2 separate regions of the Homo sapiens genome follow, and region 1 is linked to region 2. A link is an interaction called in ENCODE POLR2A ChIA-PET data of the cell type or tissue named here. Cell type or tissue: CD4-positive, alpha-beta T cell. All regions are shown on one strand. Links, peaks and the distances in the headings refer to the core of each region. The heading gives the core; the rest is flanking DNA.

The links. ChIA-PET counts read pairs that join two places held together with the same protein. Peaks named below come from ENCODE experiments on the same cell type or tissue, not always from the same donor. Only the 100,000 strongest peaks of a DNase experiment are listed, where the experiment ranks them.
Region 1: POLR2A ChIA-PET joins it to region 2 with 12 read pairs; 14 of 35 experiments call an interaction of 5 or more read pairs at or near these places.

Annotation. Positions count from the first base shown.
Region 1 is chr17:78,255,596-78,260,957 of GRCh38, reverse strand. It overlaps the pseudogene THA1P. Among named protein-coding and RNA genes, the nearest start is that of LINC01993, 20 kb to the left of the region's middle. RefSeq lists enhancers at 1,713-1,882, 1,428-2,292, 2,615-2,934, 2,945-2,994, a silencer at 2,155-2,204 and cis regulatory regions at 1,855-2,443, 3,943-4,401. In CD4-positive, alpha-beta T cell, for the core only: no CTCF peak of the experiment used is centred there; DNase peaks (open chromatin) are centred at 2,207 and 2,907; H3K4me3 peaks cover 1,438 bases; H3K27ac peaks cover 1,185 bases.
Region 2 is chr17:78,341,357-78,346,718 of GRCh38, reverse strand. LOC105371912 (a long non-coding RNA gene) reads right to left here. Exons shown (of 2, transcript NR_188632.1): 2 at 342-2,754. Among named protein-coding and RNA genes, the nearest start is that of SOCS3, 16 kb to the left of the region's middle. RefSeq lists enhancers at 1,401-1,905, 3,932-4,437 and silencers at 4,484-4,593, 4,804-5,063. In CD4-positive, alpha-beta T cell, for the core only: no CTCF peak of the experiment used is centred there; DNase peaks (open chromatin) are centred at 2,848, 3,378, 3,778, 4,738 and 2 weaker places; H3K4me3 peaks cover 1,502 bases; H3K27ac peaks cover 2,212 bases.

The sequences.
Region 1 (5,362 bases), core at 315-5,314, 86 kb after region 2:
GGAGGCTGAGGCAGGAGAATCGCTTGAACCCGGGAGACAGAGGTTGCAGTGAGCCGAGATTGCGTCACTGCACTCCAGCCTGGGTGACAGAGTGAGATTCCATCAAAGAAAAAAAAAAAAAAAAGATCAGATTAAAATTGCCAGGAGATATCACCACATATCACAAGGACAGCTAAGATGAAGAAGTCTGATAACACTAGTGTTACCGAGATGGAGAAGTGTGGGAAAGTGGGGGAGGAGGGCATTTCCAGCACTTTGGGAAAGGATTTGGCACACCTAGTAAAGCTGCAGATGAGAGACCCCAGAATCAGCAGCCCCACCGCCAGGCGTCCGCCCTCCCGAAGCAGGCACCTGTGCCCCAGCAGACAGGAATAAGAATGCCCACCAGCACCACCGTACATGGCCAGTCTGGAAACAAAATCCCAAATGTCCCTAAACAGGTAGAATGGAGAAATAAACTATGCTCTAGGGACCCAGTGGAAAAGTACCTGGCAGCAGAGAATAAATGACAGCCACAGCACGGGTGACTCTTGCAAACAGCCTAATGAAGCCAGACATAAAAGGAGACACCCTGATTCGACTTCTGTAAAGTTCACACACAGGCCACACTCAACACTCAACTGCTATTAAGGGATACATCTACGGTGGCAAAATCATAAAGAAAAGCAAGTCCTGGTCATAAAAGTCAGGCCAGGCCAGGCCTGGTGGCTCACATCTGTGATCCCAGAGATTTGGGAGGCAGAGGTGGGAGGACCGCTTGAGTCCAGGAGTTCGAAACCAGCCTGGGTAACATAGTTAGACTCCATCTCAAATCTGTCTATCTATCATCTATCTATCTATCTATCTATGTGTGTGTGTATATATATGTGTATATATATGTATACATATATGTGTATGTATATGTATATGTGTATATATATATGAAGAAGAATGTCAGGGCAGCAGTAACTTCTGCAGAGGGAAGGGTTGTAAATAGGAAGGAAGCTTCTGGAATCCTGGCCATGGTCTATTTCTTTTGTGTGTGTGTGTGTTTGTGTTTGTGTGTATGTGTGTGTGTGAGACACAGTCTTGCTCTGTCGCCCAGGCTGGAGTGCAATGGCACGATCTCGGCTCACTGCAACCTCTGCCTCCCGAGTTCAAGTGATTCTCCTGCCTCAGCCTCCCGAGTAGCTGGGATTCCAAGCGCCCACCACCATGCCTGGGTAATTTTTTGTATTTTTGGTAGAGACGGGGTTTCTCCATGTTGGCCAGGCTGGTCTCGAACTCCTGACTTCAGGTGATCCACCCGCCTTGGCCTCCCAAAGCCCTGGGGTTACAGGCGTGAGCCACCACGCCCCACCATGGACTATTTATTGGTCTGAGTGGCTATGGCACGGGAGTTTATTTTATATGTATTTATTCATAACACTGTACAAATATGCTTCATGAGCATTTCTGTATGCGTGGTAAATTTCTTAATTTTTTAAACAAGCAAGTGTATTTGAGCGCCCATTGTGTTGGGCACTGGGGATGGGCCATGCCGAGCTCCCGCTAGCCCACGGTGAGCTGATGGAGTGCAGGTGAACATCCTGTGGCTTCCTGTTGAAGTCATGCACAGGGTCTCCCCAGCTCTGTAGCCCCCCTGCTCTGCACCTGGCTGGGGAACAGCCCTCACGCCCCCCTCACTCCACCCCCCATTCTCTCCCGGTCTCGCACCCTCATGGCACCTCACTCTGGATTTCCGGAGATGGTGCTGAAGGCGAACCTGGAGAGGGACATCTTTCCCACTAGGGGGTCCCAGTTGGGGAAGTGCAGGGGCTTGGAGGAGCTCCCTCCCTTCCCCTTCCCACCCTCCCAACAGCACACATGACCTTGACACCCAGTGGCCCCCACGTGGGCCAAGTGCATGCCCACCATGGGCCCAGCCAGGCCCCCAGGCCCAGCGCCCTGTCCTTTGCCACCCAGTCCCCCAGGCTGGGAATGATGATGGCAGTGCCGACAACTCCCCTCTGGATCCCAAGCTATCGGGGCTGGGCTTAGGCTAGGGCGCTATAGATCCTGCAGGCTCAGGGCCAAGAGGATGGGATGGAAAGGACATTTCCCCCCCCCCACCCCCCCCACCTGTTTACCAGGACCCAGGGCCGCTATCTCCAGCTGCGATCTGCTGCCTCCCTTTATCTCAGCGGGGCCAGCCCTGGGTTCCCAGCAGCAGCCTCCCCGGCGCGCACTTCCTGCCAGCAGCCCAGCGTTACAGGAATCCGCACACTGAACTCAGCATGTGAGTGTGTGCCCACACCCCAGCGCCTGCGCCTGGGCGGGTGCCAGGGAGCCGGGGGCGCCGTGAAAGGCAGCCCACCTGGGGCTTATGTCGCAAGGCCCCCTCCAGCCAGCCCAGTGGCCTCCCACTGCTCAGGGGAGCCGCAAATCTCTCAAGAAGGCCAGGGAGGGGGCTGTCTTCAGGACCCCCAGACCTGACTCTGAGAGGCTGAGGCCAGGCCAGCCCCTGTTCCTCTGGAATCCTCGCCATGTCCTTCTGCACAGGGGTCTCACACCCTGGGGGGTGTGCACACTTCTGCCTGGGGGGTCCCAGGGGCAGGGGATGGCGAACCACATGTCCCTCCATTGTCAGTCACCTGGCTGGTGTTTACTGAGTCCTGTGGTCCTGGCACTGGGCTAGGCATGCAGGACACACCAAAGGAGGAGGGCGTCTGGGCCCTGCAGGCACAGGGCATCAGCCACACGGAGAAGTCAGAGGAGTAAACAGGCAGCTGTGACCCGTGCGCAGTGGGAAGAAAAGGTGCTATAGGCAGCACAGGAGGAGGGCTACCTCCATCCCCCACTGGGCTGGGCCAGGAGGGCTTCATGGAGAATGAGGCGTCTCAGCTAAGATCTGAAGACTTAGAAGGTGGTGACCAGGGATGCGTGCCGACGGTTGGGGGTTTTCCAGACAGAATGCAGGTGCAGAGGTCTCGGGGTGAAAGAGAGGCCAGCGCATTCGGGAACAGAAGTGTTGCAAGCCAGAGTGTGGGGCGGGGAGGCGTCTGGGAGGCAGAAGGGCTGGATCCCACAGAGGCCAGGGAGGAAGCCCCGCCGAGGGGCCCCACTGCACCCACGGACAGAGGAGCTCAGAAGTTTGGGAAGGGCTGGGCTGCAGGGGTCAGTCCTGGGGGGCAGGGGCTCAGGAGAGAAGGGAGCAGCTGGCATGTGGGGGTGGGGCCAGCCTGCGTTGGGGCAGGAGATGACCCCAGGACCTCCAGTGATGGTGACCCTTCTAGTGAGAATGTCAAGAAGAACTGCAGAGAGGGGAGGGAAGAGGGTCAGTGCTGGGACAGGGGTGGGGGCAAGTAGAGTTGGCTCCACAGAGGGCTTTGGGCTTCTCATCCCAGCCTGGGAACTGCGGCCCGTCCCCAGCTTACCAGCAAGACAACTCAGATCTCAGTTGCAGCCAGGGTCACACACACACACGTGCGCACACACACATGCACACACACACACACACCCATGTACACACGCATGCACACACACACATGTAGGAGCCCAGACAACCCCCCAGAGGCCAAGCTGGGGTCATGGGGTCCACCTGCCACAGGCCTCACTGCACCTTTCCGTGTGAGAGCCCACCCTTCTTGCTCCTCCACACTGTCAGACCCCACTGGGACAAGGCAGGGCTGGCCCAGGTGACCCGGGGACTAGATAGGAGGACCCAGAAGAAGGAAACTGTTCTGCCCCAGGTTCCCCCAGGGAGAGGCCACCTATCTGGGGAGACAGCTCTGATTTGGGAGAAAGGGAGAAAGGCCCTGTTGGGTGACCAGCTGTGCCTCTCGGGCAGGGTCCTCGGGCCTCTGTGACCCCAGCCTCCCTGCCCATCCTTCCACTGCAAAGCCGCTGGGACCATTGGCAGGGAAGCTGCAGAGGGCAGGCTTTGCAGACTGCGAAGCTTGGCAAACAGGAGGCCATTCTGTGATTCTGCCATAGCTCGAGGGGCCGGGGGTCCATTTGTTTGTCCCCCTTCTCCCCTGAGCGCTGCTATCCCTGCCCCCAGTCCCTGCCCCGCCAGACCACCTCCTTTCCTTCCCACAGAGGCCTCCGTTCCCCGCCCCCTACTTCCCAGCAGAAGGTCTGGAGCCAGACAATGAGATAAGGGGCTTGTTTTCTAAGGGCAGGAATTTGGTGCAGATTGTGGGTCAGGCCCAGAAGGGCTCTGGGGAGGGGAAGGCAGCAAGCCTGTCCATCACATGGGTGTCCTTGGGACCACTGACCCTGCGGGTACTTACAATTCCCACCAAGCTGAAGGAAGAGAGATGGAGAGCCCCTGAGAGGTCATCAGGCCCCGGATGTAGCTTTTGGGCTCCATCCCCACCCCTGCTCACTTCCCCAGCCACGCTGGCCCTCAGGGCCACAAACGCAGCAGCTCCTCTCTACCCAGAGGCTTCACCCCTGCTATCCCTCTGTCCAAAGTCGGCTCCATCTTCGAAGCTCAGCCTAATCACTGCTTCCTCCAAAAAGCCTGCCCTGCTGCCTGGACTGGGACTGTTAGAGCTGCTTCCTCGCTGCCATCCTCTCACGGCCAGCATCTTGTCCCCCACCCCTGGGACCTGAGCTCTGGAGGGCAGGCCACCTCTGCTCGCCCTAAGTCCCCAGGCCTGACCTGGAGCTGGCCTGTGGTAAAGGCCTGGCCATGACTGATCTAGGATGGGTGTCCTCCTCACCAAGGGCCACCCTCACCAGACGCTTGGCCCAGCAGCTGTGGCCCCTCCTGGATCTTTCTCCTATGGGGGACAGAAAGAGGAAGAGGAGCCGCTGAGTGGCAATGGGTGCCTGTGCTCCCTGTGTGGGGGAAGGGCACCCCACAGTCTAGACTGTGTCAGAGTTCACCCCAAAGCCCCCGGGCCCTCAGAGTTCCAAGCTGGGATCAGTAACGACAATGATAATAACAGCCACAGCTGGGCAGGTCGTGATGGCTCACGCCTGTAATCCCAGCACTTTGTGGGGCTGAGGGAGAATCACTTGGGCTCAGGAGCTTGAGACCAGCCTGAGCAACACAGCAAGACCTTGTCTCTACGAAAAACACAGAAAGATTAGCCAGGCATAGTAGCACTTGCCTGTAGTCCCAACTACTTGGGAGGCTGAGGTGGGAGGTTCACCCAAGCCCAGGAAGTCAAGAATGCACTGAGCTGTAATCACACCACTGCACTCCAGCTTGGGGGATAGAGTGAGACCCTGTCTTAAAAAATTAAAAAACAGCCACAGTGGGGTGACCACCCTGAGCTTACAGCAAGCCAGGCATTGGGGTCAGCACCAAACACATATCCAGTCACTGAATGCTCACAACAGCCCAATCTGCAGTTGAGGAAACCGAGGCACAAAGAAGCTACATGGCTTG
Region 2 (5,362 bases), core at 314-5,313:
CACTGTGAGCAAAACAGCCAAGCAGGAGACCAACCAAGTAGGATTCAGGGTTCCAAGCTTTCCTCCAGTAGGACAAAGCTGGCCCAGATCAGGATCAAACAGTAATCTTGGCCCTAGAGGCAGGATTCTAGCAACTGAGTCAGCCTGCCCAGAATGTGGGTGCAACTCTGCTTTCTGCTCTCAGGTGTCCCCCTTGCTGGTCTTGAGGGTTCTATGGGAAATAGAAGAGAACTGCATGAGAATGCTATTGGCCTTGATATCTCCATGTCTGTGGAGTAAGAATAAGACAGGTCACCATCCTGAAGCCCTCTCCTTGGCCCCAGCTATGAAAGAAAGAGTTCTCTCGCCCAGCGGGTTTTATTTATTTCACAACACTTTTATGGCTGTGCTTCCAGTGTGCCAAGCACTATTCTAAGCACCTGAAACGTACTGACCCATGGAGGTCTCCAGCAACTCCATGAGTTACGTACTATTCTTGTCCCTATTTTCTCAGTGGGTGAAACTGCAAAACAGGGATGTAATGTAACTTGCCCAAGGTCACACAGCTCACCAGGAGTAGAGCTGGGATCCAAACCTAGGCAGCAGGGCTCCAACGCCCCTGCCTGTGGCCAGGGCCCTCGCTGTGCCTCTTGGCCCAGCCCCACCAAGGCACTGGACATGGGCACTGGAGCCCTGGATCAGGAGAGGACAAGTGGTAAGGGCAGGGTGTGGGAAAGCTGGGCTCCAGTTCCAGATCACTGCTGCTGCCTATGACCCTGGGCAGGCACCCAACCGCCCTGCCTTGTTCCTAATCTATACACGGGGATTTCAATAAAACCTGCTTTAGGCACTGTGGTGAGGATGAGACGAGACCATATCTTGAGTTTGTTATTATTAACAGGGTCTCCCTGGGACCCAGCAAGATTCAGACCCTTCTCATTCATCCGACATCCAAGCTCACCCGCTCTTGTGGGGGGGAATAGGTAGCCGCTTCTTCCAAGGCTCAGCCACTAGGTCTCCGGCTTCCTGTCCGGGTGCGAGGAGGAAGTTGAGGAAGCATTCCTTCCTGTCCCTCCTTGGTCTCTTCCAAGTCTTTTCTTTACGTGCCTCATGCATTTCCCTCTTGTTTTTCCCAGCTGCCCTGTGTTTGACATTTGGTGATTGTATTCCTTTCCTGGGACAGCCGTAACAAAACGCCACAAACTCAGCAGCTTCAAACAACCAAAATGGATTCTCTCACAGCTCTGGAGGCCAGAAGGCCAACACTCAAGGTGTACTGGGACCGTGCTCCCTCTGAAGCCCCCAGGGAAGAATGACTTCCTTGCCCCTGCCAGCTCCTGGTGGTGGCCGGCGGTCCTGCTCGCTCCTTGGCTTGTAGACACATCTCTCCCATCTCTGCCTCCACCACCGCGTGGCCTTCTCTGTGTGTCTGTGTCCAGATTTCCCTCATATAAGGGCATCAGTCATTGGACTGGGGCCATCCTCATACAACATGCTGTTAGCCTTGATCTCCCCAGGCCTGTGGAGTACATCTTAATTACATCTGCAAAGACCCTCTTTCCAAACAAAGTCACATTTGTAGGTTCCATGCAGACATGAATTTGGTGGGGGGGGACGCCATTCGACCCAGTACAGTGGTCCTGTAGGATCTCACATTGAGAACGTTCTTTCTTTCCTTTCGTCTTCCAAGAAAAGCCTAAGAGAGGTCCACTTCCTTGCTGTTGGGTAGAGGGACAAGTGAAATGCCACTTTATGCTCTGCTAAAGACGCCCTGAGCACTGAAGACAGGCTGGAAAGACGCCCAGGGATGGAGCCCAGCAGATGGCCTGGCCACCAGCAGGGCTCAGACGCAGGCTGTGTAGCCAGGGGCGTTCCTCCCCTCTGAGCTACCTGGCGTGGCCTGGCGTGCCCCAGACATTGCCTCACTTAGCTGCGGGATGCTTCCTGCGTTTCTCTGGTGAAGAGCTTCAGTCTTTACAACCTCAGATGACCCCTCACACAAGAAACATCATGCTCTAGAAAGCTTATTTTGAGCTTCCACAGGCAAGGGGGGTGGGAGGTGGAACCGTGGAGCTGGATGTGGGAAGTAGGGACAGTGCCACAGTTCCTTGGCAGCGTCACCTAGGGGAAAGTTGAGGTGATGCCCAAGAGCCAGCCAGCTCTTTCCAAAGCCCTGGAGTATCTGATGGGGAGGTGGAGACCCCATCTCTCAGAAGCTCCTTTCTTTTTTTTTTTTTTTTTTGAAATGGAGTCTCACTCTGTCGCCCAGGCTGGAGTGCAATGGCACGATCTTGGCTCACTGCAACCTCCGCCTCCCGGGTTCAAGCGATTCTCCTGCCTCAGCCTCCCGAGTAGCTGGGATTACAGGTGCCTGCCACCATGCCCGGCTAATTTTGTATTTTTAGTAGAGATGGGGTTTCTCCATGTTGGTCAGGCTGGTCTTGAACTCCCACCCTCAGGTGGTTCGCTCGCCTCAGCCTCCCAAAGTGCTGGGATTACAGGCATGAGCCACCACGCCCAGATAGAAGCTCCTTGCAAATCCATCCACCTGGTTGGAGAGCTGGGCCTTTCATCTGCACTCTTAGTCACTGCACCCTCATCATCGTCAGGCAGCGTGATACAGAAAGCCCTGTCTGGTCTTCAGTAGCTGAAGGGAAGGTTCTCAGCTACTCTCCAAGCCCTCGCCAATCAGGGTCTGCAGTCCCAGCTCTGGGCAGCAGGTAAACGTCTTTCCCGGAGCAGCTCTCTGGGGCACCCAGGTCGGACTTGCAGAGCCTGAGAAAGGAGAGAGGGAGGATGCCAAGAAGGCATGGGGTTATGCCCTTACCTGAACCACAGGAAGGGGACCGCCCTGCCCCAGCATACCGGCAGCTGCTCTTCCAGGGACAGGAAGTCAGCTGAGTACCGAGCAAGCCGCATGCCCATGTGGCTGGGGGGTGGGGGCACCTGGGCAGTCAGCTGGGCCATCCACCACTCTTCCGGGCCACACTGGTTCCCACGCTCATAGGCCAGATGGAGTGGGGATCGGGAGCCAGCGGGGAAACCCAGTTTGCATCCCAGGACTCTAAATCCGCTCCCCATCTGTACAATGGGGATAACAACAGTTCCCGTTTTCTTGGGTGGTTGTGACAGTTCAGTGAGCAAACGCCCATATGGCGTAGTACATGGTGAGTGCTCAGTCAACACTGGCGGCTCTGATGCCCTCCAAAAGGGGCTGAGCCCCTGGACAGCCTTTTTTTTTTCTTGTAAATAACCTGGCATTTAGGTAGTGGCCCAACCTGCTTAGGGAAGAGGAGCCACCTTCCAGGCAGCCTCATCTGGTCTACTAGCTGTCTCAGGAAATCAGTGACAGCACAGCCCCTCCGCCCCCCAGTACACACACACTGGGCCCTGGCAACGGGAGGCAAGTTCTCTCTGAGTCCTCCCTACACCAGGGGCCTCTCTGGCCGGGCAGCCCAACCACAGGACAATCAGGCTTTGGGCCAGGAAGTTACAGTAAGTCAGGCCCGCCCTTCCCCACATGGGGTACCGCTGCTTCCCTGGTCCCAAGCCTCGGCTCCCCTAGAGGAAGAGAAGGGGGATCAAGACCCCTTCTCAACCCTCCCCCACCCCACTGTGCTCTGAATCCCACCCCAAGGACATGCTGGTCTTTCCAGAGATTTTCAGAGGCTGCCTCTTGCTGGCAACTTAGCAGCCCCAGCTGCACAGGGCAGCTGAAGCCGCAACTGAATTTGGGAGGAGAGGCTGACTCACCCCAGCCAGGCTGGGCCTCCGCTAATATTCTTGGGTCGCAGCCTGGGATTCCTGCAGGTTCCGACAATAGGCTGGACCATCCTCTTGTAGGAGGCGGGGTTCAAAGTAACCCCAAGCGCGGGGAGGGGAGCTCTGGCAGGGGCGTCCATGTGTCCAGGACTCTAGGCCTGGGGGTTGGGGGTGACATCGGCACGCCCCCCTCCCCAGGCCTGATGCAGGAGGAAGGAGGTGTGGGACAGGGAAAGAGGACCGCGTTTGGAGTGCACACGGCACATTACATAATTATTCTATTTTAATATAACAAGCCTGGATGGTAGCTATGACTAATCTCTAGTTAATAGGTGAGGAAACCGAGGCCGGGAGAGGTTAAGGAGTTAGGGGTGGGTGGAGGGCCGGTGAGGGGTGGCGGCTGTGACGGGCAGAGCGTGAGGCCAGGCCCCTTGGAAACTCCCCCTCAGCCTCCGTGTCCACCTAAGCTACCAGTGCGGGGCCTGCGGCTGCGGCCCGTGGGCTGTGCAGGCTCAGAGCCCCGGGACCCGCAGGCCCCAGGCCTGCATGTGTGAGCGCAGGAGGCGGGGAGGCAGACACCGCATTTCCACAGGACCCTGCGGGATCAGGGCGCAGACCGGGCGGCGGGGTCCCTCGGGGCCTCCCCTGGCCCCAGCACCTCCCGCCCGCCGCCGCGGGGTTCTTCCAGTCCATGCCAACCTGGCTCGAGCAGGACAAGGTGATCGAGGCTCAGCGGCCCCTGGTCCCCCAGCCCCACGCCCGGCCCGTGGCCATGGCAACCGCTGCGCTGTGGCTCCCTCGCCGGGCAACGGAGAGAGGGGAAGGGAACGCGCCCGGCCGCGCCGCCGGCTGCGAATTCCTCAGGCCTTCCATCAGCCCCGCCGGCCCCGACGGGCTTCCTCGCGGGCTGTGAGGTCAGCGCCCGGCTCCACCCGCCTCGGGCTGGCCCCGCGCCCGGGATCCCGGTCCCGGCCCCGCGCCCCGCCCCCACCCCGCCCGCGGACCCGCCCACCCGGGTCCTCGCGTCCCAGGGCCGGGCCCGCACCCCGCAGCCCCTCCCGGTCCACGCGCGGGCCCCGGCTCCCCGGCGAGTCCTGCAGCTGGGGCGGCCCCTGGCGCCCGCCACCCGGCCGAGCCCTATTTCGGGCGCTGGCGCTGCGGGCCGGGGCAGCCCTGCCCGGAAGGGAGGCTATTCTGGGCCGGGCCGCCCGAGCAGCTGCGGCCCCGGGCTTCCCGGCAGGGTGTGCGGCGCGGGACCGAGGGCACACCAGGGCAGGGCTCCCCTCCCTCCCCAGCGCCGCACCTTCCTCCCAGGCCGCGCCTAGCTCTCTCGCCTTTTTGGCCAGACCCAGGTCCTTCCTTAGGCCAGGAACATTCCCTAGTGCCAGGTCGCTGAGAATGTCCAGAGGCTAAGGCCATCCGGTGCCCTACCCCAGTGCCCTCCGGGCAGGTGCCTTGCCCTGAGCCTGTCCGCCCTGGGCCCCACTTCCTTCTTTTTCTTGATTTATTTTATTTTATTTTATTTATTATTTTTTTTTTAGACAGGGCCTCGCTCTGTTGCCCAGGCTGGAGTGCAGTGGCACTATCTCAGCTCACTGCAACCTCTACCTCCCCGGTTCAG